2 separate regions of the Homo sapiens genome follow, and region 2 is linked to region 1. Evidence: chromatin loops called from intact Hi-C (ENCODE). Cell type or tissue: IMR-90. All regions are shown on one strand. Each heading gives the region's core, and the rest is flanking DNA. Links, peaks and the distances in the headings are about the cores only. Region 1 overlaps UTP20 (UTP20 small subunit processome component). Region 2 overlaps ANO4 (anoctamin 4).

The links. Hi-C counts contacts between places; a loop is a spot of excess contacts. Peaks named below come from ENCODE experiments on the same cell type or tissue, not always from the same donor. Only the 100,000 strongest peaks of a DNase experiment are listed, where the experiment ranks them.
Region 2: it touches region 1 in a loop (2.1-fold over the local background); 6 of 110 quality-filtered maps call a loop at or near these places.

The regions. Positions count from the first base shown.
Region 1 is chr12:101,292,853-101,305,080 of GRCh38, reverse strand. It overlaps UTP20 (UTP20 small subunit processome component), which reads right to left. Exons shown (of 62, transcript NM_014503.3): 11 at 11,836-11,913; 12 at 9,423-9,601; 13 at 5,244-5,399; 14 at 5,020-5,108; 15 at 2,528-2,633. Among named protein-coding and RNA genes, the nearest start is that of UTP20, 19 kb to the right of the region's middle. RefSeq lists an enhancer at 4,570-5,769. In IMR-90, for the core only: no CTCF peak of the experiment used is centred there; a DNase peak (open chromatin) is centred at 6,450.
Region 2 is chr12:100,912,692-100,924,919 of GRCh38, reverse strand. It overlaps ANO4 (anoctamin 4), which reads right to left. Exons shown (of 28, transcript NM_001286615.2): 3 at 2,590-2,694. Among named protein-coding and RNA genes, the nearest start is that of ANO4, 120 kb to the right of the region's middle. In IMR-90, for the core only: no CTCF peak of the experiment used is centred there; a DNase peak (open chromatin) is centred at 5,609.

The sequences.
Region 1 (12,228 bases), core at 2,479-10,478:
ACGGTGTGGAGGTGAAGAGAAGCACCATTTGATACAGGGGTGCTCCTAAAAAACGGAGACCAAAGGAAGTGAAAAAGTCAGCTAAAAGGGTATCTGAAAGAAAAGCATTCTAGGCAGAGGGAACTGCAATGCCAGTCTGAGGTGTGCTTGTCTGCAGGAACATCGAGGAGGCCATCTCAGCTGGAACTAACAAAGAGTGCCTGAAGATGTCAGAACTAGCCAGGAGTTAGCTCATACGGAGCCCCGAGGAACATGATGAGGATGCTGGATTTTATAGAGTGAGATGGGATACCTCTCGAGCAAGGTTTCTCTACAGTAGCACTACTGACATTTTGGGCCAGAGAACTCTTTGTGGTGGAGGGCAGTGCTGCCCACTGCAGGGGGCTCAGCAGCATCCCTGGCCTCCACCCACTAGATGCCAGTAACAGTGCTCTTTCCCCATGCTGTGACAGCTGGAAAGTCTCCAGGTTTGCTCCCAGTTGAGAAGCACTGTATTAGAGGGTGATGAGCAAAGGAGTGGCATGATCTGTCCTATACTTAGAAGCAGCAGGGCAAGAGCGGAAGAAAGGAGTTCAGACCAGGGCTTTCTTTTGAAACTTTAGTTCCTCCATCTATACTGATAACAGTACCCACACATCATGGAATTGTTGTGACACAATCAATGCAATTGTTTATTACTATTATTGCATGCATTGTATAACTTAATCTCTACAAGGTGAGATTTCTATTCCTTCCTTTTTTTCTTCACTACCCCTTTTTGAGAGATAATCAAGTTGAGGTTAACTAAGTCACCCAAGGCTACAGCTAGTAAGTGGTGGATTCAAGAGTCAAAACCAGGCAGTCTTGGCTGTGAAACCTAGGTGCTCATCAGTCTACTAGCATAGCAAAGAGAACAGAATCCTGCATCTACTCTGCAAGTTTATGCCCCTGCCCTCAAAACCAGAGCCACTCCTGTTGGACAACTCTGTGTCTCCAAGGCTTAGAGCCACCTGGCTGGGAGGCAAGCTGGCCTTCCCCAAGGGGAACATGGACCCCATTCTGTGCTATGTGTGTCTTTTGTTTCAATTTCTACAGCCACCTTCAATTGTTTATACCAAGGGTGAAAGTATGAGAAGTTTAAACAGAATGATTTTAAAAGGGAGACTATGTAATATGGTAAATGTGGTGATGTCAAAGAACTAATCCTCTCTACAGGAAGTTAATTTAAACCAATGCAATTAACCATGGAGAAATGCCAACTTCACCCAGATTTGGAAAGGCAAAGAGATTCCAGATTATTATAGTATTCCCCTACAGTCTCAACACAGCAGCCGGAGTGATTCTGTTTAGGTCAAAGTCATTCCACTGCCAAAAATCCTCCCATGGCCTCCCCTTTCATTCAGAGTAAAAGCCAAGGCCCTACGGTGACCTAAGGAGGTCTACTGCCTCCACCTCTCTGTCCTCTTCTCCTACAGCCCACTCTCGTGCTCTGCTCAGCCAAGATGACCTCTCCTTGCTGTTCAAGCCAGGCACCCACCACCCCCACAGAGCGTTGGCATTCATGTCGCCTCCAGGTCTGGAACCCAGGGAGCAGCCCAGACCGCAGGTATCCTCATGGCTTACGTCCCTCACTGCTTTCCGCCTTCTGCTTAAGTGTCTCCTCCTCAGTAAGTTCACCTTGATTTAAAACTGCTACCGCTCCCCTCACCTCTGGACTCTCCCTATCTCCTGACCCTGCTTTGTTTTTCTTCACAGCACTTAGCACCTCCTAACACGCTATATAGTTTACTTTTTATTCTGTTTAGTGCCTCTTCTGGCTAGAGCATTAGCTACAAGAAGGCAGGGAATTTTGTCTGTTTTATTCACTATGTTTCACAGTGCCTGGAACAGGGCTTGGCATGTGAGAAAAGCAAATGATTACCTACTGAACAAAGTGAATGAATAAATCTTTAAAACACTTGGAAATAAAATGGAGTAGACTTCAGGAAAAAGCAGCAAGGCTTGACCTTTAGAAAAGATATATTGTTGGCTCCTCTCAAATGGCTCTGTGCTGCTATCAAAATCAAAGGCTGGCTAAACTATACTTAAAAAGCAAACAAAGAAACCAAACCAACAAAAAAAAAGAAACTGGATTGTTTCAGTGTGTAGTAAAAAGACCACAGGGAAGTTTTCTGAAATGCTGATCACCTCAAGTTGAGGCCGAACAAGAGTGGGAATGTGCATGTTGGAACCACTAAAGAAGTTATAAAAGGTCAACATCATGCCACGTTACAGTTGGGAATGATCAGCATTACAAACCCTTCAAACTTTACGACATTAATCTACACACGCAATAAAACACCCTTTACAAAGATGAATCTGTATTTAAAGACTGTGTCAAATGTACTTATTTTAACTGGAGGATCTAAATCAATATTAAATTTCACTACGTGAATACAACTCAGGTATAAAATAGATCAAAGGGATTTTCTTTGTGTCCAAGATTTCACAACAATAGAGGCTTTTATATTTTATTCATTACTAAACCAACTGGAAGATGTTTACTTACAATACTAAATTCTTCACACGTTCCACAGGAACCAAATGAAGAAGTTCAGAAGATTCTTCCAAACTTAGTAGAGTATTTACAGCTTGACAAAGAACAAATAAGTTTCCTAAGGGCAGAAAAACAGGAGAAACCACATTACTTATTTCTTTGACATTATTAACTATCAAACACCTTATTTATTGAATACTTGCTACTTATGGGAAGTTCTTAAAGTGAATTTATGCCTTCCAAAGAATTGTCTGTCAAACATCCAAATATAACAGAAAGAAACAGAAAAGAGAAGTTTCCAAGTCCTATATTTTACCTTTCTTAAGAAAAATACAGGCTGGTCATGGTGGCTCATACCTGTAATCCCAGCACTTTGGGGGTGCTGAGGTGGGAGGACCACTTGAGGCCAGGAGTTCAACACTAGCCTGGGCCACACAGTGAGACTTCATCTCTATAAAAGATTAAAAATTAGCTGGGCATGGTGGTTCACACCTGTAGTCCCAACTACTCAGGAGGCTGAGATGGGAGGATTGCTTCAGCCTGGGATGTCAAGGCTGCATGCAGTAAGCCATGATCGTGCCACTGCCCTCCAGCCTGGGTGACAGAGCAAGACAGTCTCAAAATAAATAAATAAATAAATAAATACTCAGAAGTAGAGAATAAAAATGTGTATGTTCCATTAACCAAAATGAGTACCAAGTATAATGGTCCCACTCACTGATGTTATCAAAACTAGTACTTTTGAGGAGTGCAGGCTTGGATTTATCAATAGCTAAGAAATTATCTTGGTATAAAACTTGTTGATTTTATTTTTCAAGTTTATAAGAAGTCACATATTCAATGGCTACTACCCATAATACATTCAATTAATGATATTATTTATTTATTTATTTATTTTGAGACAGAATCTTGCTCCATCGCTCAGGCTGGAGTGCAGTGGTGTGATCTCGGCTCACTGCAACCTCCACTTCCCAGGTTCAAGTGATTCTCCTGCCTCAGCCTCCCCAGTAGCTGGGATTACAGGCATGTGCTATCATACCCAGCTAATTTTTGTATTTTTAGTAGAGATGGGGTTTCCCCGTGTTGGCCAGGCTGGTCTCAAACTCCTGACCTCAGGTGATCCACTCACTTCGGCCTCGCAAAGTGCTGGGATTACCGGCATGAGCCACCACACCCAGCCTTATTTTTTTAAATAGAGAGTCAGAGTTGGGCGGGGGGGGCTCTCACTATGTGTCCCAAGCTGGTCTTGAACTCCTGGCCTCAAGTGATCCTCCCGCCTCAGCCTCCCAAAGTGCTGGGATTACAGGCCTAAGCCATGATATCCAACATAATTAATGATATTAATTAAACACTCATTTAGTCTCTGGCCCAGAGGTCAGCAAACTATGTCTCTAGCCCAGAGGTCAGCAAACTATATGGTCTGCAAGTCAGATCTGGTAAGCAGCCTGTTTCTATATGGACTGCAAGCTAAAAATGTTTTTTACATTTTGAAGGGGTTGTTTAAAAAAATATATATATGTATGTGTGTATATATACATATATATGCCACAAAGACTGAATGTGGCCCATAAGACCTAAAACATTTACTGTCTGGTCCTTTACAAAAAGATTTTACCAGTCCCTGCTCTAGGCTCTAGATCAGTGCTGTATAACAGAATTTTCTACAATGGTAAAAATACTTGTCCTAATATGTCGCCACAATCCAGTACAGTAGCCACCAGTCACATATGGCTACAGAGCACTTGACATGCGGCGAGTCCACTTTATTCTCTAATACGTCTGCTTAGTATCTAACACAGAATGTAGCACATTAATATTTAAGTGAATGAATGACCACTATATACACGTGATTTTTAAAAAATTTTGCATTAGAATAAAACAAAATATTAAATAACTGCTTTTGAATTGCCGTTTGCAGACTAGTGGGGGAGACATATAAATATCTAATAGGAAATGGTGTTTTGGGCAGGGCAGTCTAATTCTGCCTAAAGAGTCATAAAGGCCTTCCTAGAGGTGTTGTGCCTGAGCTGAGTTTTGGAAGATAAGCAAGAGTTCACTGAATGACAAAGACCTAGAAGGGTCTCCATGCAGAGGAAACACATGGGCAAAGGCAGCCATACAGTTGTAAAAGTTGCAAAAGAATGTGTCTTTCTCATGGTAAGCAAATGGATTTGCTTGGAGCATAAGGTGTATACTAGGAGTCAGATGTACGTGGGAGATGAAAAAGAGGACCTGGTATGGGGCTCAAAAACAAATGGCCTTCTAAGCCATGGCATCCTTTTGATATGTCCCCTTCCTTATGCTCAAGCCACCGTGACCCAGTCACCACATTATGTGGTACAAGTGAGACATGCCCATCATATCCTCATTTCTTCCAGATTTATCATCCAGGGGGTTATGCCAGAACACAATGTAAGTATTATTCTCTAATAGCTCATGTGTTTACAATTACTTTGAGTGTGCCAGAAAAGAAGAGAAGAGAACACATGATGATTGTAACTGACCTTTCCCAAAGCTTCCTTTGTCAACAGTCATGAAGAGTGCCTCTATGAAGCCGGTGACGAGTGGTATCACCTTCTCTTTCTCAAGAGGTCTGTCCAAGGGGGAGAAAAAGGGAAAAGTTCAAACTGGCATTCAATGGTTTGTTTCAGAGAACAGCAAGGAATGGCTAACATATTTTAATCAGCATGTTATCTCTTTCAAAATTAAACATAGCTTATTTTCTTACCTAATATGAGGTAACACCACGAGGGCTGCCCAAGATTGTGAAAGGTAAGTAGTATCTTTATTTGGGGGTAACTTAATTATAGATAAAAGATGGTCCAATACTGGAAACTGTTCGTTTCTTCCCTTGGATCTAGTCTTCTTCTGCTTTATATAGAATCTGAAGGATTAAAAAAAATGTTTAAAATAACAGAGAATGTAATCGCTCTTGCCCTCTGAAGTCTGAAATAAAATTGGATTCTTACCATTGTGGAGCATTAGAGGGAAGGAATTGGTGGTGGTGGTTGAGCTAAACAAATGTGAGTCATTTACTGAGTTTTCAGTGAGAAGCTTTTTCAACTCCACTGGCTCTACTTCCTTTCACTTCTATTTTAATTTGCTTTATAACTTAAACCAAGTTTCTTCTAGTTTTAAGTATGATTTCTCAATTTTGTGCTCCTGGGCATGTTTTTGATTGACAATTCACTGGAATGAACTGACTTCCTCCATTCTCCCTTTCCTTTTTGACATGAATTTTACTACTTTCCACAAATGTAGAATGATGTTGCAAAGTTACTGTGATGAAGTTGACGAATACCACTAAAATGATTATGACATATAAGTAATTTTCTCCTGCTGCTTTGATCAGATACACAGTTGCTCAATGACATTTTTCGACATGACATTCTGTTTTGAATATCTGTGACTCTGGTCACAGATTAGATAGAGGCTAACTATTCTTGTTAGCCTCTTTTTATTTTTGCCAATGTACTACACCTCGGTCCTATTTGAAAGACAAAAATCTAATCAAAAGAAAAATCACAGAAATCTTAAGTTAAATGATCTGTTTTACAATTATCCTCCAACTCCAGTTTGGTTAGCTTGTTATGCAATAGAAGTGGAATATCAGGTTTTTACTCTTGCACCCTTTTTATCATTAAAATTCACCAAAAAATGGTCAGGTAGGGGAAGGAAGGAAAAAAAAAAACAAAAACAAAGAAAAAAAATTCTCCAAAAAGCTACATTCTCTTTTGTTTCATACTTACCAGGATGTTTAGTGTCTGGAAATCATGATAGATAACTAAGTTAATTTAATTATCAATTCCTTAAAGTCACCACATCTTGATATATATAGTCTTTTTAGTAATAATCATGACTCAACAATCTGCAAAAATCTTACAAAATACTAAGATGCTTTAAAAAACAAAAATGAGTCATTAGTTGCCACGTCATTCCCGTTTTCTAGACCTGCCAATGGCTCCACCAATGAAGTCCATACTCCTTAAGTCATCCTGTAAGGCCCTCTGTGATTTGACCCTCACCCACCTCCATCTCCTCTCACCCCAATCTCCTCCTTGCTCTTTACCCACAGAGGTTTTCTTTCTGTACTTCAAACATGCTGAGCTTATTCCTGTCCCAGAGTCTTTGCAGTTAACTTTTCCTTCTGTCTGGAGAGTCTCTCACTGAGATCTTTGCAAGGCTGGATCCTTCCCAGCTTAAAATTGGACCAAACGTTCCCTCTCTGGAAAGTGACCCCTCTCCATTCAGTCTCCCTCTCAACACTGCTTTGTCTTCTTTTATCACGATCAGGATCTGAAATCATCTCGCTTATTTGCTTACCCGCCTCACCACATTCCTTTCCCCAAAAGAAGGAACTTTTTTCTTATTCTTTGTTGCACCCCAGTATCCAGTGCCTGATACCGTAAGTAGTTGTCAAACGACAGTAAGTTTATCTCCTAAAGAGTCTTTTCACATTTATTATCTTTATTTTTTCTCACAGCAAACTGGTGAGATGGGTAGATAGAGTGTTACTAGTAATATTCAAACTATGATTTTAAAATCTTCATAGAAGGAATCAAAACAAAGGTGACCATTCACACATACCATATCTCCGTTGGGGGTGGCAGAGGGGTGTTTTTGCAGAGAAAGAAACACAGAAGTGGAAGAACTTGCCATGAGTTAGCACATCGAAATTTATTTATTTAACACGTCACCCTCCTGGGAGGATCTGAGATGGCTGAGATGATGGGGTAAGAAGGTCTGACGCCCAGTCTCAGTCAGTCCCTTAGCTTCACCTCATGGAAGCCAAACAACAAAGCAGCTTCACTCTCCCTGCACAGAACTCAGTTTTGGCATGTGCAAGGAATCTGCCTGTTGGAGATGGGCTTGGGTGTTGACAAATCAAGGGAAAAGTTTCAAAGGAATAATTCTATTGGAGTTACTCACTACCCATTCCTCAGGAATCAGAATTCAATACATTTAAAAACCAACAAGATTCTGTTGGCATATTTTAATAGAGAAGCAATTTGTAAGGTATACAGAAGATATAAGTAGGTGTTAAGATGAGTTTGCTAAACACAGTGGCTCAACCTGTAACCCCAACACTTTGAGAGGCCAAGGTAGGAAGATCACTTGAGTCCAGGAGTTTGAGACCAGCCTGGGCAACATAGCGAGACCTCGTCTCTACAAAAATTAAAAAATTAGCTGGGCATGGTGGTGCGTGCCTATGGTTCCAGCTACCTGGGAGGCTCAAGTGAGAGGATAGCTTGGGCCCTGGAGATCGAGGCTGCAGTGAGCCGTGATTGTGCCACTGCACTCCGGCCTGGGTGACAGAGCAAGACCTGCTCTTAAAATAATAATAATAATAAATAAAACATTTAAAAAAGAAAATAGGTTCCTCCAGAACCTCAAGCTGATCAAACTCAAAAGCTAGCTCTGCTCTGTGACTGTGGGACAGTAACTCCCACCTCCATGGATGTTTCAAAGTCGAGTATTCAGCACAAACTCAAGGAATGCCCATCAATTCCGCCTCAAAGCAAACCAAAAACACAACAACGGGTCTAACTACTCCAAGAGAAATAAGAAGATTAAGTATAAAAACAAAGGAATGACAAGGGAACTGGTTTCCTAAGCTACAGTTTCTAGAAGCATACCCACTTAACTATTTGAGAAATGATACAATAAATCTTCTCATGTATGTAAATAAGCTTTGTTTTTAACTTCTAAACAATGTGTCATTTTGAATGAAATTAAGAAAGTAATCCATGACACTTAACAACTGAAACAATACAAAGGTATATAATTTTTATTTTTATTTTATTTTATTTTATTTTTTGAGATAGAGTCTTGCTCTGTCGCCCAGGCTGGAGTGCAGTGGCATGATTTCGGCTCACTGCAACCTCTACCTCCTGGGTTCACGCCATTCTCCTGCCTCAGCCTCCTCAGTACCTAGGACTACAGGCGCCCGCTACCACACCCACCTAATTTTTTGTATTTTTCTTTTTTTTTTTTTGAGATGAAGTCTCGCTCTGTCGTGCAGGCTGGAGGGCAGTGGCGTGATCTCGGCTCACTGCAAGCTCCACCTCCCGGGTTCACGCCATTCTCCTGCCTCAGCCTCCCGAGTAACTAGGACTACAGGCGTCCGCCACCACGCCTGGCTAATTTTTTGTATTTTTAATAGAGACAGGGTTTCACCGTGTTAGCCAGGATGGTCTCGATCTCCTGACCTCGTGATCTGCCCTCCTCGGCCTCCCAAAGTGCTGGGATTACAGGCGTGAGCCACCGCGCCTGGCCAGGAGTGTGGTTATTAAAAGGTAGCATGAGGAATCCTCGTGGTGAGGGAACAGTTCCAGATATTCACTCTGGTGGTGGTTACAAATCAACACAGGATAAAACTACATATGACTATATATCTATATAAGTATACACACTCAGATGAGTGCACATACAACTGATGATATCTGATAAGATTGATGGATTGCACCAATGTCAATTCTACAGTTGTGATATCGCAGTATGCTCATGCAAGATGTACCAATGGAGTAATCTGAGTGAAGAGTATACGAAACCTCTCTGTACTATTTCTTGCAACTGCACGTGAATCTACAATAACTTTAAAATAAATGGTTAAAAAATTAAGTCACCTCTGTCTTTCCCTTACCATCCTTCTGATTAAACAAAGTTAACAAGTTTCTGTATCCTTCCACATGTTTTTCTATGTTCATACACACTTTTTGCTTTACCTTGCAAAATGAGATCATACTATACGTACTATGTGTGTAGCTCTACAACTTGCTTTTTTCACACAACTTATCATGGACATCTTTCCTGTTACATATAGATCATTTTTTTACAGTATTCTTGATACATTACATTTAAATGGGTAAACTTATCATCATTACAGGAATAAAAAGTTAGAACTCACCCCACCATCTGCGGTGAGAAAACCAGAGGGTACTTTTCAATTGCCATCGAGCCAGCAGTGGGAGGTGCTGCTTTGTTCAGAATGAGCTTGGCCAGAATGGCCAGAGCTTCATCTTTGACTACAGCATCATCAATTAAGAAGCAATTCACAATATATGACAGAAAGCTTGGTAGAAAAAGCTAAAGTTAAGAAAAAAAAAATCACACTTATTAACAGATATAATAAAGAGAAGATGCTAACAATTCAAAAAACTAGACCAAAAACAAAGGATCAAGAATCACAATGGCATTAGACCTCTACATAGGAACAATGGAAACTAAAGACTGTGCAGCCATGTCTTAAAACTCTGAGGAAGGATGACTTAGAATCTAGAATTCTATACCCTGTCTACTAATAATGCAGTGTCAGGAGAGAATAAAGACATTTTCAGATGTATTAAATCTCAATATTTTATCTCCATGAACCCTCCCTACCCCCAGGAAATTATGAAAAATAAATTCCACCAAAATTAGAGACTAAACTATAAGAAGAAGAGAACACGGAACCCAGGAAACAAGAGAGAAGCAAAAGGAAGTCCCAGTACAACATTTGTGCACTGGGCAGAGAAAGCAATGCATTTAGACTGGACTTGCTCCAGGAGAAATGTCTCCAAGAAAGAAGAAAAAGAAAAATTGAGCTGCTAAATTATCTGACAGTTTTGTCATGTGAAGGACATTTATAAAGCTGCTGGAAGACAGACTCTTTGGCCAGCCATTCAAAGAAAACAATTTCCAGTTTTTAAAGAACGAGGCAATTATAAACTCTAAGAAAAATGAGGCCAGGTGTGGTGGCTCATGCCTGTAATCCCAACACTTTGGGAGGCCGAGGCAGGCAGATCATCTGAGGTCAGGAGTTAAGAGACCAGCCTGGCCAACATGGTAAAACCCCGTCTCTACTAAAAATACAAAAATTAGCCAGGCGTGGGGGCACATGACTGTAATCCCAGCTACTCAGGAGCCTGAAGCAGGAGAATCACTTGAACCCGGAGGGTGGAGGTTGCAGTAAGCAGAGATGGCACCACTACACTCCAGCCTGGGTGACAGAGTGAGACTATGTCTCGACAAAAAAAAAAAAAAAAGAAAAACGAGAATGTATACAAAAAGGTCATATAATCATAAAATACTCCTTGTTTATATAAGTATGTGGTGAATATGGATTCAACCAAAATTTCTAATATAATTCTATTGGGAGCATGAGAGGTATAAAGGAACTAAAGTCCATCTGCCATAGGAGGAAGTCTACACATGAGAACCAAAACTAGCAAACCAAGGTAAAGCAGTATATTCAGATGATTTAAAAGTATAAAGTAAATATAAGAAAAAAATAGCTGGCCGAGGCAGGCAGATCACAAGGTCAGGAGATCAAGACCATCCTGGCTAACATGGTGAAACCCCATCTCCACTAAAAATACAAAAAATCAGCCAGGCGTGGTGGTGGGTGCCTGTAGTCCCAGCTACTTGGGAGGCTGAGGCAGGAGAATGGCATGAACCTGGGAGGCAGAGGTTGCAGTGAGCCGAGATCATGCCACTGCACTCCAGCCTGGGCGACAGAGTGAGACTCCGTCTCTAAAAAAAAAGAAGAAAGAAAAGAAAAAAAATAGCTAAAAATCATTAGACCCGATGGCTGCTAATAAGATGGGAGCAGAAAACAAATGACTGCCATTTAACCTGGTTTGTCTTCCTAAACTACAGACGTGTAAGCAGTATTTGGATAAAAATAAGATTAAAAAAAAATAAAAAGACCAAAGGGAACACGGGAGAAAGGAAAAATGCAGTTGTTAAACAGAGCAAGATGAAGAGTCTTCCTGGGGCAGAAAGAAACAGATCTTGGACAGGTACAAAAGTGTTCTTTTTAGGCAAATGAGAATATATAGTATTAAAGGCTAAAAGGAAGAATATTGAGAGGACAGATACAGAGATATGTTTCCATGATGTATACTGTAGGGTTACTAGTTAGGAGGAGGGCCAAGTGTTTGATGAGAAGGAAGAGAAAAAAATAAAATAAATTCAGGATTAGATAAGAACATTTTCTCCCTCACTCAGTTACCTTATTTTGGAGCAATGAAATCAATTTGCAAACTTCCACCAGTGCAAATTGTTTCACAAACTATTTTCTATGCTTCAAATTCACATAAAAGTTTCTTAAACTGTTTTTTCAATTTTACCACACGGTTCTGTAACTACCTAAAGGATTATTAAAAAAACAAGTAATCTAGAATTGAATATAATTTCTTTAAAAAACATATTGACTAAAACATCAAGCACTTATCCTGTTCCTCTCAAAAAACAAACAGAAATAACAGGATTTCAAATTTGATCGTTTTTTCCTGACAGATTTGTTTTTAAAAATACTCCGAACTTAGTAACTTGCTTACCTGCTCAAACTGCTTCATGGCAAACATGACTTCAGAAAAACTGAAAATTAAACGTTTTTCAAATCTGCTCTCAAATATCTGTGACCAAGGTAAAAAATATTAATGTAAGTACACAGAGAGTATTTTCCCCATCCCCCCAGCAAGCAGCTATAGAAGGGAATGGCAGGGACACTTCACTCAGTGCTCTGTCCAGTTGCCCGGCCTTCTCCAAAGGTGCTTCCACAGATGCAAAGGGCTTCTGCTGATTACACAGGGCTCTGCCTAAAGGCTGCTCAACTCTTGCCCAGCTACAGTGAATTATGAAAGGGCAAACAGCATGATTGTATATCTTCCCTCAAAGTGTACTACTGTGCTCCATTAAGCTAGAAAGAACTTAACCAACCTTTCTATTTC
Region 2 (12,228 bases), core at 2,154-10,153, 380 kb after region 1:
AACATCAGATACACACGTCTTTACTAAGATCTGGTAATAAAAATTACTATAAAAATAGTACCTTACTAACCTTTAGTTCATTCTGATGCAAGTTCATTCTAGCCCCCACTCCTTAAATTTAAGTTCACCTCTAGCACTTGCATGGAAGCCAACTTTTATCATTTATTGAAAAAAAATTTGAACTCTTTGAGCACTGTACAACCTATCATCTTTCAAATCAAGTGAAGTAATTACATAATTTTATAACTTTCCATGAAAAGTTATTTTCTCTCCAATGTCTAATAATCTGATTTTTATTCTCTTGTGGAAATTTTTTCTCTTTTATTCATTAATGTAATATAAAGGGATTGTTCAACCGGAATAAATAGCTGATCCCCTTATATTCTCTGCTAAAAACATTTCTTTTAAAAGTAGCCTAATCTTCAGTTTCAGGATCCTTCACCTCAATGTGTTTAAATCCTGTACTGAGCACATTCATGAAGGAATTAAATGAAGGAACAAACAGCCATCATTGCAGTCTGGTCTCCATTATTATCATCTTCCCCTGTCATTTAATTTCTTCCACCCTCAGTTGTTCCATCTGTAAGGTGGAGGTAATAACTATCTCATAAGGTCAAGAGGACGGTATAATGATAAATGGGGATAACTAAAAAGCATAAAATTATTCATAAGAAAGTTAACAAGAAAATGCAATGTCCCTAGGCATGGGCAAGGACTTCATGACTAAAACATCAAAAGCAATGGCAACAAACGCCAAAATTGACAAATGGGATCTAATTAAACTAAAGAGCTTCTGCACAGCAAAAGAAACTACCATCAGAGTGAATAAGCAACCTACAGAATGGGACAAAATTTTCACAATCTACCCATCTGACAAAGGGCTAATATCCAGAATCTACAAAGAACTCAGATAAATTTACAAGAAAAAAAACAAACAACCCCATCAAAAAGTGGGCAAAGGATATGAACAGACACTTCTCAAAAGAAGACATTTATACAGCCAACAGACACATGAAAAAATGCTCATCATCACTGGCCATCAGAGAAATGCAAATCAAAACCACCATGAGATACCATCTAACACAAGTTAGAATGGCGATCATTAAAAAGCCAGGAAACAACAGATGCTGGAGAGGATGTGAAGAAATAGGAATGCTTTTACACTGTTGGTGGGAGTGTAAATTAGTTCAACAATTGTGGAAGACAGTGTAGTGATTCCTCAAGGAGGTAGAACTAGAAATACCATTTGACCCAGCAATCCCATTACTGAGCATATACCCAAAGGATTATAAATCATGCTACTATAAAGACACATGCACACGTATGTTTATTGCGGCACTATTCACAATAGCAAAGACTTGGAACCAACCCAAATGTCCATCAATGATAGACTGGATTTAAAAAATGTGGCACATATACACCATGGAATACTATGCAGCCATAAAAAAGGATGAGTTCATGTTCTTTGCAGGGGCATGGATGAAGCTGGAAACCATCACTCTCAGCAAATGATCACAAGGATAGAAAACCAAACACCGCATGTTCTCACTCATAGGTGGGAAATGAACAATGAGATGATTTGGACACAGGGCAGGGAACATCACACACCAGGGCCTGTCGTAGGGTGGGGGGCTGGGGGAGGGATAGCATTAGGAGACATATCTAATATAAATGACGAGTTGATGGGTGCAGCAAACCAACATGGCACATGTATACCTATGTATCAAACCTGTACGTTGTTCACACGTACCCTAGAACTTAAAGTATAATAATAAAAAAAGAAAAGAAAATGCAATGTCCCAAAACTAGAAGTAAGAAAAAATTGCAATGGTTGTTTATACAATGTTCTTCACATCAAAATCCCTCAAATCCAACATGAGATAAATTATTCGATATTAAGAGGAGCTTCATCATCTAGAATTAGAGCTCTGATAATGAAATATCAATGGTAATGACTTAGTATGAGACACCGCATCACCCATCCTCAATGCTAAATATTTAACTTGAGTAAATGTGTTGATTCTGATAAAATTCTGAGTGAAAGCTATAAAACAGAAATAAAATACTCGAAGAAGAGCAAACCTTGATTACTCAAAATGCTTAGAAAATGAGGGTTCACTTCTGGCATGCAGTCCATCATCAATGACTCCAGATACTCATTTTGGAGAAGAAGTTCCTGATTTCACCTTGCTCCACTAACATTTCCCTCTTATTACTTCCATTTGAGCAGAGGAATTGTATTTTGTTTTCTTAAAGGTTTTTCTTTGATTATGATTAATCAAGAAATCTAAAAATTTACAATACTCCAAGGTTTACTAAATATTATTACATGAAATACAATATACAGAATTGATCATTCCGTTATAGCTTTTTCAAAAATTCCACTATTATGTGATTTAATCTCACAAATTAAACCTCTTTCACTATCTCTTCTAGTTTCAAAATTATTTTGCACAGTATCTCTTTCAAGACATCATTTTGTTAATATTTTTTAAAGCTTGACATCTAAGGTTTCTAGTTTATTACCCCTCCCAAGTATTATAATAGCTTCTTCTCTCACGGCGAATTTAAAATTTGAGTGAAACTTACTTTCTTGTATTGCATTAAGAATCTCTGAAAAGTCCACATCACTCTTTGGCCCGTCAGGTAGTATTTGCATATCCAGCTGGTAGCCTTGCAAATCCACACCTCCTTCTAGAGAAATGAAAGATATTCATGGAGTTTGCACTGGTTATCAGAGAGTCTGTCATTAGGGTCCCAAGGAGAAGCTATGTCAAAATCCAAAGTGAATGGCTAGCTGGTTTGCCAATGATCCTCCTTCTTAGACAAAGGACTTAAGAAAAAAAAAAAAAGGAACATATACAAGCCATTTGCATTTTATGGGACCAAAAAGGTTCACTTGTATTTCCAATGCAAAATAAGGCAACTACTTTTTTATAAGGAAACACACTTCATAGTATTTACTGATAATTCCCTACGTAAAAAATATAACATAGCCTCTACCTAAGGATATTTAAAATTATTTTCAGCTTCCACATGGATTAAATGTGACATTAACACAAACACTTTATGATATCATCTTCTTCTTATAATAATTCATTCTTAAGGATGGATTTAATATTCTTGATATTACGGAAACAAGGTATTAATACTTAGGTCCCTCATAATTAGACCTCCCCGATTCATCATTTATTTTTCAACTGTATCCGAATTTGAAAATTTATTCTATGAAGTAATTAAGCCTCTTGTTCTAGGTTTGTCTGATGTATTTTTGGCATGTTCTAAAGAAAGAAAGTTTTTATGCTGCTCCATACACCTATAGAACATTTAAGGAAGTCAAAGAAACCAAGGTATCAAAAAGTAGCTTTATCACGAACAATAAACCTTCCAAACCTTCTAAAAGCTTCTTAAAGTAATCAGTAAGAACGTCTCCGATTTGAGGAGTCTGCCAGGGCTAAAAAGCCAATGCTAAAATAAACAGCCTGATGCATAAAATGGAACATGCCCTAGCTTCCAGTATTTTGTAGAAATTCTGTAGAAATCTCATAAGCTTAGGAGGTATACTCAGCCTTATACAAAATTTCGGTTACGTTCCTAAAGCTCAAGAATAAGATAACTCATAGCCTCACAGGAACGCTTATTCTAGGAGTAAAACACCTGAAGGTAACTTAATATTCTATTATATTTAATAGAAAATAAGCCTTGGGAGGGCAGGGACTTTGCCTGCATGCTATAACCCAAGCACTTAGAACAGGAGCTGGCATGAAGTAGATTCTCAACAAAGTAGATTCTCAGGCTGAATGAATGAATGAGGCTATGCAGTAATTATAAAACCAAAACAACAGAGCTAAGAGCAAAGCTACAAGCTCAGATTCTGGAGTCTGAGAGACCAACGTTGAAATTCTTATTAGATAATGCTGAACCTCTCTAAATTTTAGTTTCCTCCTTTGTGAAATAGGGATGATGATAACAGACTCACAGAGCAGCCACTAGGATTAAATGAGATAATGCACAAAAACCTTAGTTGTCACGTAGTCAGCACTCAGTAAATAGCAGCTACAGGTATTACTATGATCATCCATAATAATTTATTAAAGCAACACTGGCATTTATATAGAGACAGACTAGGTATTGAACAATGTGAATAACGAAAAGGAAGTCCTAAGTCCTTTCCTTGAGACCCCAGGTATGCATTTCGGTCACTGTCAAGAACTGCTATTTAACATTCCAGCCACAGCAGTGAACTTTTCAGATGCACTAATGCAGCTGCCTCATTGCAAAGTCTGAAGCTACTTATGAGAGTTTCTTAGACAGGACAGACAAAGACGCCTTCCTGCTGGTCCAGAATTAAAATGGGTTATTTGCTTTTTTCTTCCATGGCCAGTTACTTCTAATGGGTAAAGAAAAGTTCTGATGCTTTTCAATCTCAACTAAGGCTAGTCAGCTTTGTTCTATTTGATGGCCAAAGACCTCATAATTACAACAATGACAGAAAAATAACAAAAATATTCAATTATCAGCCTGGCTCTGGGCTATGTACTTTATGATATCATTTAGGCTTTAATCTTGAAAAGAAGGTGCGATGCAATGGAGTAATTTGCCCAAAGTCACACAGCTATTGAGGTGTAAATATGTAATCACAATCCATGCTCTTCACTAGTCTTTAAAATCACCCATATCCAAGCAGTCACAAACACAGGCTATTGGAGATAAGAGAACTGGATTTGCCAAATAAATCCAACATAACCCAGTAAAATGATCCTGTGTTCTAATACTTCAGATCAAGACAAAACACATTACATAAGCTAAAAAACAAGTGACTTCCTAAATAGACTAATAAATAGAAGCCCAATTTATTTATTTGTTATTTGTCATAAGCAGGGGCTCATAAACTCAGGTAGAAGTAGCTATGACTACTAGATAACTAGAATTTTTAATAACAAAGATTCCAAAAACCTTTAATAATTTTTTTAAATGTGAGAGGGCAGTATAGAAGTATAAGACACAAAAGAAGCACCATAAAGGAAGCATACAGGCCATTAAATTCTGTCTTCAAAGAATACTTAATGATGTGGGAAAATGCTCGTTTATAATGAAAAGGTGAGGAAAACCAATACAAGAATATAGACAGATAGATTAGATAGATAGATAGATAGATAGATAGATAGATAGATAGATAGATACATACATACACACATACATACATACATACATACACACACACACACACACACACACACACACACACAGAGACATGTCCCAAGTACAGTCATGTCTCACTTAAGGATGGGATACTTTCTGAGAAATGCATTGGTAGATATCATCATTGTGCAAAGATCATACAGTGTACTTACACAAACATAGTTGGTATAGCCTACCACACACCTAGGTTACATGGTGCAGCCTATTGCTCCTAAGCTACAAACCTGTACAGCATGTTACTGCACTGAATACTGTAGTAACTGTAATACAATGGTATTTGAATACCTAAACAAAGAAAGGGTACAGTAAAAATCGAGTATAAAAGATAAAAAATGGTCTCTCTGTATAGGGCATTTACCATGAATGGAGCTTGCAGGAATGAAAGTTGCTCTGAATGAGTCATTGAGTGGTGAGTGAATGTGAAGGCCTAAAATACTATTGCACATTGGTAGACTTTATAAACACTGTATACTTACGCCACATTAAATTTATTTAAAAATGTTTCTTTCTTCAATAATAAATTTATCTTATGGTAAGTTTTTACTTTGTAACCTTTTAGATTTTTTTTAACTTTTGACTGTTTTGTGATAACACTAAGCCTAAAACAAAAACACATTTTATAGCTCCATAAAAATATTTTCTTTCTTTATATCCATATTCTATAAGCATTTTTCTATGTTTTAAATTTAAAAACTTTTTTAAAACTTTTTTTGTAAAAAATGAGGATACAAACACACACATTAGCCTAGGCCTATACAAGGTCAGGATTATCAATGTCACTTATTCCACTGGAAGGTCTTAGGGGCAATAACATGAATGGAGCTCTCACCTCCCATGATATAAATGCTCTCTTCTGGAATACCTCCTAAAAGACCTGCCTGAGGCTATCTTAAAGTTAACTTTTTTTTTTAATCAGTAAAAGGAGTAAACTTTAAAACAACAATAAAAGGTAGAGTATATAAGCCAGTAACATAGTAGTTTAATTGTCAAGTATTATATACTGTAAATAACTGTATGTGCTATATTTTTATACAACTGGCAGCACAGTAGGTTTGTTTACACCGGCATCACCACAAACACGTGAGTAATGTATTGCACTATGACATTACAACACCTGCAACATCACTAGGCGATAGGAATTTTTCAGCTCCATTATAATCTTAATGGGACCACCATGGTTTATGTGGTCCATCACTGATGAAAAAGTCATCATGCGGTGCATGACTGCATATTAAAAAACATACCCATTTATATGACTAGAAAAATATAACAGGAAGAAAATACTCAAAATAGGTACAGAAGTTATCCCTCAGCTGTGAAATGATGGGTAGATTTTGTTTTATACTTTATCTTTTTTATGTTTTTCACAATAAGAATAAAAATATTTTTTTGAGAGAAAGTCTCACTTTGCCACCTAGGCTGGAGTGCAGTGGTGCGAACACAGCTTACTGCAACCTCAACCTCCTAGGCTCAAGCAATTCTCCCACCTCACCTCTCAAGTAGCCAAGGGCTACAGGTGCGCACCACCATGCCTGGCTAATTTGTGTATTTTGTATAGAGAAAGGGTATTTCCATGTTTCACAGGCTGATTTTAAACTCTTGACCACAAGTGATCTGCCTGCCTCAGCCTTCCAAAGTGCTGGGATTATAGGCGTGAGCCATTGCAACTGCCCTTAGCACAAAACACTTTTATAACTTTAAAGACATGTAAAAATTCAAGAGTGGGATTGTGGAGATTAATAATTATTTGGAGTTCAGGATTTAAGACTGAAAATAAAGACTGCAGATATTAAACCATAGATGTGAAATATCCAATTTAATATAACAGATTTTCTAAATTCATGTAATTTTTTAAAATGTATAAACCAAACAGCTTCAAAATGCAACATTCTCTTCATGCTAAACATTATGATCACACATAGAGTCCCCCAAATATAAGATATTTTTCTGTCTCTGCTCTAGAAGAAATACAGAATACTCTTTCATAGAGTATAATGTAATGGTCTGGAACTTCTGACAATAAGCCGTTCATTAAGTCTAACACTACAAAGGAGAGGGAGCTGTAAAACAAGGACTTTTGTAAGCTTTCCTAAATGGAGAGTGATCAGTGTACCAATGAATCTTCAAAGATGACAATCTCCACCTTTAACTTATAGTGCCCAAGTGAGAGAGATTAAATGACTTCAATGTAAAAAATGTACTATGCCTACTTCGTACTACTGATTTTATTTATTTATTGTTATTCATATAGCTTTTTGTTATAATTTCTAAAAACCTAAGAATCTGAGTTCTTTGCCATAGCCACAGATATCTTGGCCTTTGGATCAGAACACAAAGACTTGAAAAACTAGGCAAGATGGTAAAGATACTATAGATTCAAACTGAAGATTCTTTAAAATACAGCCCCACTGGGCATCAGTAATTAACATGCAATTAAGTACAATCCTAAGGAAACTAAACAAATAAATTAAAGAGGGAAGCTAAGAAGATCCCTAAATATGTGGAAACACATTGACCAATTAAAAAAAAATCAAGAATAGCTACAAAATCCATGTGATCTCCATTTTGTCTTTAAGTTTCCCCACATTTTATGGACAGAAGTTATACTCAATACTTAATTGTGATTCTGTAACTTTGGTAACAGCATTTACATTTAATAAAAAGTCTTTAGCTGGACAAGCAATATTTTTAAAATTCATTCTGTACCTAGCTTACAGCTAGGCTTTTTTTTTTTTTTAAGACAGTCACACTCTGTCACCCAGACTGGAGTTCAATGATGCAATCGCAGCTCACTGCAGCCTCAACTTCCAGGGCATCAAAGCACTTTTATACAAGAGAAACAGCAACAAAAAAATGAGTTTCAAACATAAGTTTCTTGATTAGCAAATATGTCAATGCCTTCCCATCCATTCTTTGTCCATAGAAATCCCTTCTTGCTTTCAAGGCCCACCTAGAATTCTCTGCTTCAGGAAGCATTTCTTGATCCTGATAAGTAAAAACCATTTTTCTATCCACTGAACTCACATAGCTCTTTATATTTTGTCTTTTCTATAGTATATGTTTTCTATGAAAAATGAGTCAGAGTACCTAGCACAGTATGAAGCAGACAAAGAAAATGTTTAAGTTCCTAGTTTTTCCATATCTAGATTTCTTCCTCATTGAGAGCACCTTCAACTAGACAGTAACACATTGAAGCCTGGGATCAAACTGTATCCCCCTTTTATCTCCTATAAAACCTAGAACAAGGCCTTGAACATATTAGATGCTCAGTTAATGCTCTTTCACTGCAATTTCACATTATGAATAACAATAATGAATATAAACTAAGAAGACGCTCTGATTTTTTTTTAGTCTACAATTTAAAGCATCTTGATAGGTTATCAGTAGATTACTGTGAAAGACATATTATAGATCATAACTTTTTGATTTTTAGTAAAATCTTGTTAAATTTTATCAAATAATAAACAAAATATCAAAGTACCAAAGGGCTTACAATAAAAATCAATAGCTACCCTTTTTGCAATCTCTGTCCTCTTCCTCAGTGGAAAAAGGACTTTTAAGAGTCTCTGTTGGATCCTTCTATGTGTGTGTCCCATTGTTTCATGATTTTCCAATTTTATATACTATATATGGTTTTTCTGCTGTGACACATAACAATGTAAAAGTTACATTACTACCACTTTCCACTTGCCCTCCACTCACTCACCAAATCACTATTCTTAGTAATTTCATTAGATTGCCTTAGTTTAGTTACTTTAAATAAATCACTTAAAATTCCTTTCCTTGTTCAATCAATTATAGACATATGTCATATATGTAAATTAACACAAGTGATTGAAAAAGGAGATACTGGCACTAAACTAACCTGGATTTGAATGCTACTTTTATGTGACCTTGACTCATTAAATAATAATAAGCCTTATCTTTCTCATTGAAAAAATGGGAAACTAAAATTTTTTGGAGGCTGTAGTACAAATTATAGACATTATACATAAATAATTTGGCCCATCATGTTAGATCTAGGTGCTTCACTACAAATTTTATATATTCATTCTCTGCAAAATGAGGGCCTACTCCAGGTTTGGGGCCTAGGCTAAGTAAAAACAATTCCACTTTAAAAATCTTGTAACCTGGGACTTGGAATAGTTACTTCATATTGAAACCAAAATAAAGGAAAGCCTGACAAATCAGCTCTTACCCTCCCCATGTCACAGAAAAGATGGGGAGTGTGTAAAACAGACTTAAGAGGACAAATGATATTTTCTATGATAGCCTCATAATAACTGTTGCTAGAGCTGAGCTTCTGTCTACATTCTATTTATATTCTACAAATATTTTTATTTGGTAGTTCCTGTCCTGAGAGGTATACTTAATACAAATTCTCAAACACAGCATTTTTTATAGAATAGGTAGCAGTGATATTTCAAAACTTGAGCTACATATCTAAAATAAATCCTCACATGTAATATTTTTGGACTTAAGAGGCACCAAAGAACCCATTTTCTAAACTGGGAGTTTTGTATTGAACTCCCCATAGGTGAATTCTGTGTTCCTAAGACAGTACTGAGATGGAGAATGGTGTTAAGAAAGAAGGGAAGGCTGGGTGTGGTGGCTCACACCTGTAACCCCAGAGCTGCAGGAGGCTGAGCCAGGAGGACTGCTTGAGACCAGAAGTTCAAGACCTACCTGAGCAATATAGCAAGACCTCCATCTCTAAAAAAAAATATAAAATAAAATTAGCTGGGCATATTGGTGCATACCTGTAATCACGTCTACTTGGGAGACTAAAGCGGAAGGATCACTTGAGCCCAGGAGTTTGAGGCTGAAGTGAGCTATGATCATGCCACTGCACTCCAGCCTGGGCAACAGAGTCCTTGTATCTTAAAAAAATAAAAATAAAAAAGAAGGGAGGGAGGTCCATTCTGTCTTTACAGACTTTCCTGGCATCAGCCAGTGTTCAAGAAAAGTCTCTGAAGAAGAGAGAAAGGAAATGAATTCAGCTCTTCTGGAGAATATGAAATTGGAAACCATAGATTTACATGTAGGAAATGCTACTGGTTCTGAAAAAAAAAGTTCCATCTTGTTTTTTTAACATTATTTGTAGCACTTACCAAAATCCTTTTTTTGTGTGTGGCATAAACTAAAAAAGCTTCACAATAGAAGATGCTTCATACGTGCAAAAAATATTCATGTCATTTTATTAGTATTGTGTAAAACCATAAATCTTATGATGTTGTAAGTTCATTCTTTTACAGAAGAAAGCTTGGCTCATATTAGCAGGAATAAACATATTGATTCACTCACACTAGTCACTATAAGGCTAAAGCTATTCCCTCAAATGATTAATGCTGAGTAGTCCTAATGGCCAAGTTCTTTACTGGGTCCTGATGGGAGAACCACATTTGGCTAACAGCAGGCAGATATTTCTCAGGTCTAAAATGGAAATAATAATTCTACTGCATCGGCCAGTAATGGCTCTCCTTCAGCAGAATTGCTTCTATGTTTTCCAGGATTGGTAAGATCATGATCTCCTAAGTTATAATGCATCCCTGCACTAAAAGTTCCCTAGAGGGCCTGGAAGTCAGAATTGCAAAGCTTCAAATAGCAAGAAGGATTTGTGAATCACATAGGCAGAATTCTGTGGTGTCTTCCAATCTCCTAGATGCTGAGGTCTGTTGTGATGACGAGGGCTCTTGCAGATGAGGAGAAGAGACAAACTCAGGATTAGGAGGCGTTACAGAACAGAAACTGTGCAATTTTCAGCCTCACTAAATGTTGTTTACCCTTTTGTCTTGAATAAGTCTTTATACATGAAGGGCTTGAGATAAATATGAGAAGGAATATTGCCCTTGCGAAATGACAATCCTCAAAAAAGCTAGGACTCTGCCCCTCTTGTGCATCGGCCTGTCAGCTCAAACTCAGACAATCAAGCAAAATAAAAGCTCACTATTAACTGACTATCCACCATGGCTAAGGGCTTAGACTTTTAAATCTCAGCTCTACTAGTTATAGTTGTATAATCCTGAGCTAAATGGTTAAAGCATCCCGCCCTATCTTCAGCGGATACATTCCAAGACCCCCAGTGGATATCTGAAACTGTGGATAGTACTGAACCCTATATATATGCTTTTTTTCCTATACATACATACCTATGATAAAACTTAATTTCTAAATTAGGAACAATAAGAGATTGATAACAATAACTAATAACAAAATAGAACAATTATAACAATAATGATAGAGCAATTTCTGTCTTTCTCTCAGAATTCTTATTGTAACTGAAACGATGAAAAACAAAGCTATGGATAAGGGGCACATTGCTGTACTTAAATCTCTTCAAGCTTCTAAAATATAAAATTATTTTAAATAGCCTCAGGCAGAAGAAGCAGTTTTAAATTCCACAAAACGCAATGCTCTTTTCCAGAAATTAACCATTTGCTTTTCTTTGTGGCTGCCTTTTTATGGCTCTTCTTCATTCACTTTCTGTGCTCAAAAGGTTGTAAAATGATTTTTCAGAAAATTCCCTCTAAATGCATCCTATAGATCAAAATGTGTGTGTATATGTCCCTCAGTAAAATGAAAAGCAAATGCAAATAAGAGAAGAATGTGGTATATATTTTTAGAAAAAAAATAATGTTGTTACTCAGCAAATGATAGCAAGGAACACAGATACCAATGCCCACATTTGCCAAGGACCAAAATAGCTTGTTTTCCTAAGCACCCCCACCTATTGACTAAACTCACATCACACATCTAAAAAAACCCACTTAAAGAGGAAGAGATTCAAATGAAGGATAATTACAGTGTTATTTCTAAACCACAGCACTAACTGTTCTGAAAGGCACCACATTCACCTTCAATGCAATGAGAAATAAAACAGAAGTCCAAAGTAGCCCTTGTCGCTTTTTCCATACAATTTTATCTTCCAGCCACCCCAAAAATCCATTCACAAATAGGAAGACTGATTATCTCATCCACGCTTCAGTTCTGTTCAAGAGAACAGCCAGGTTCCTTAGATCCTATAAG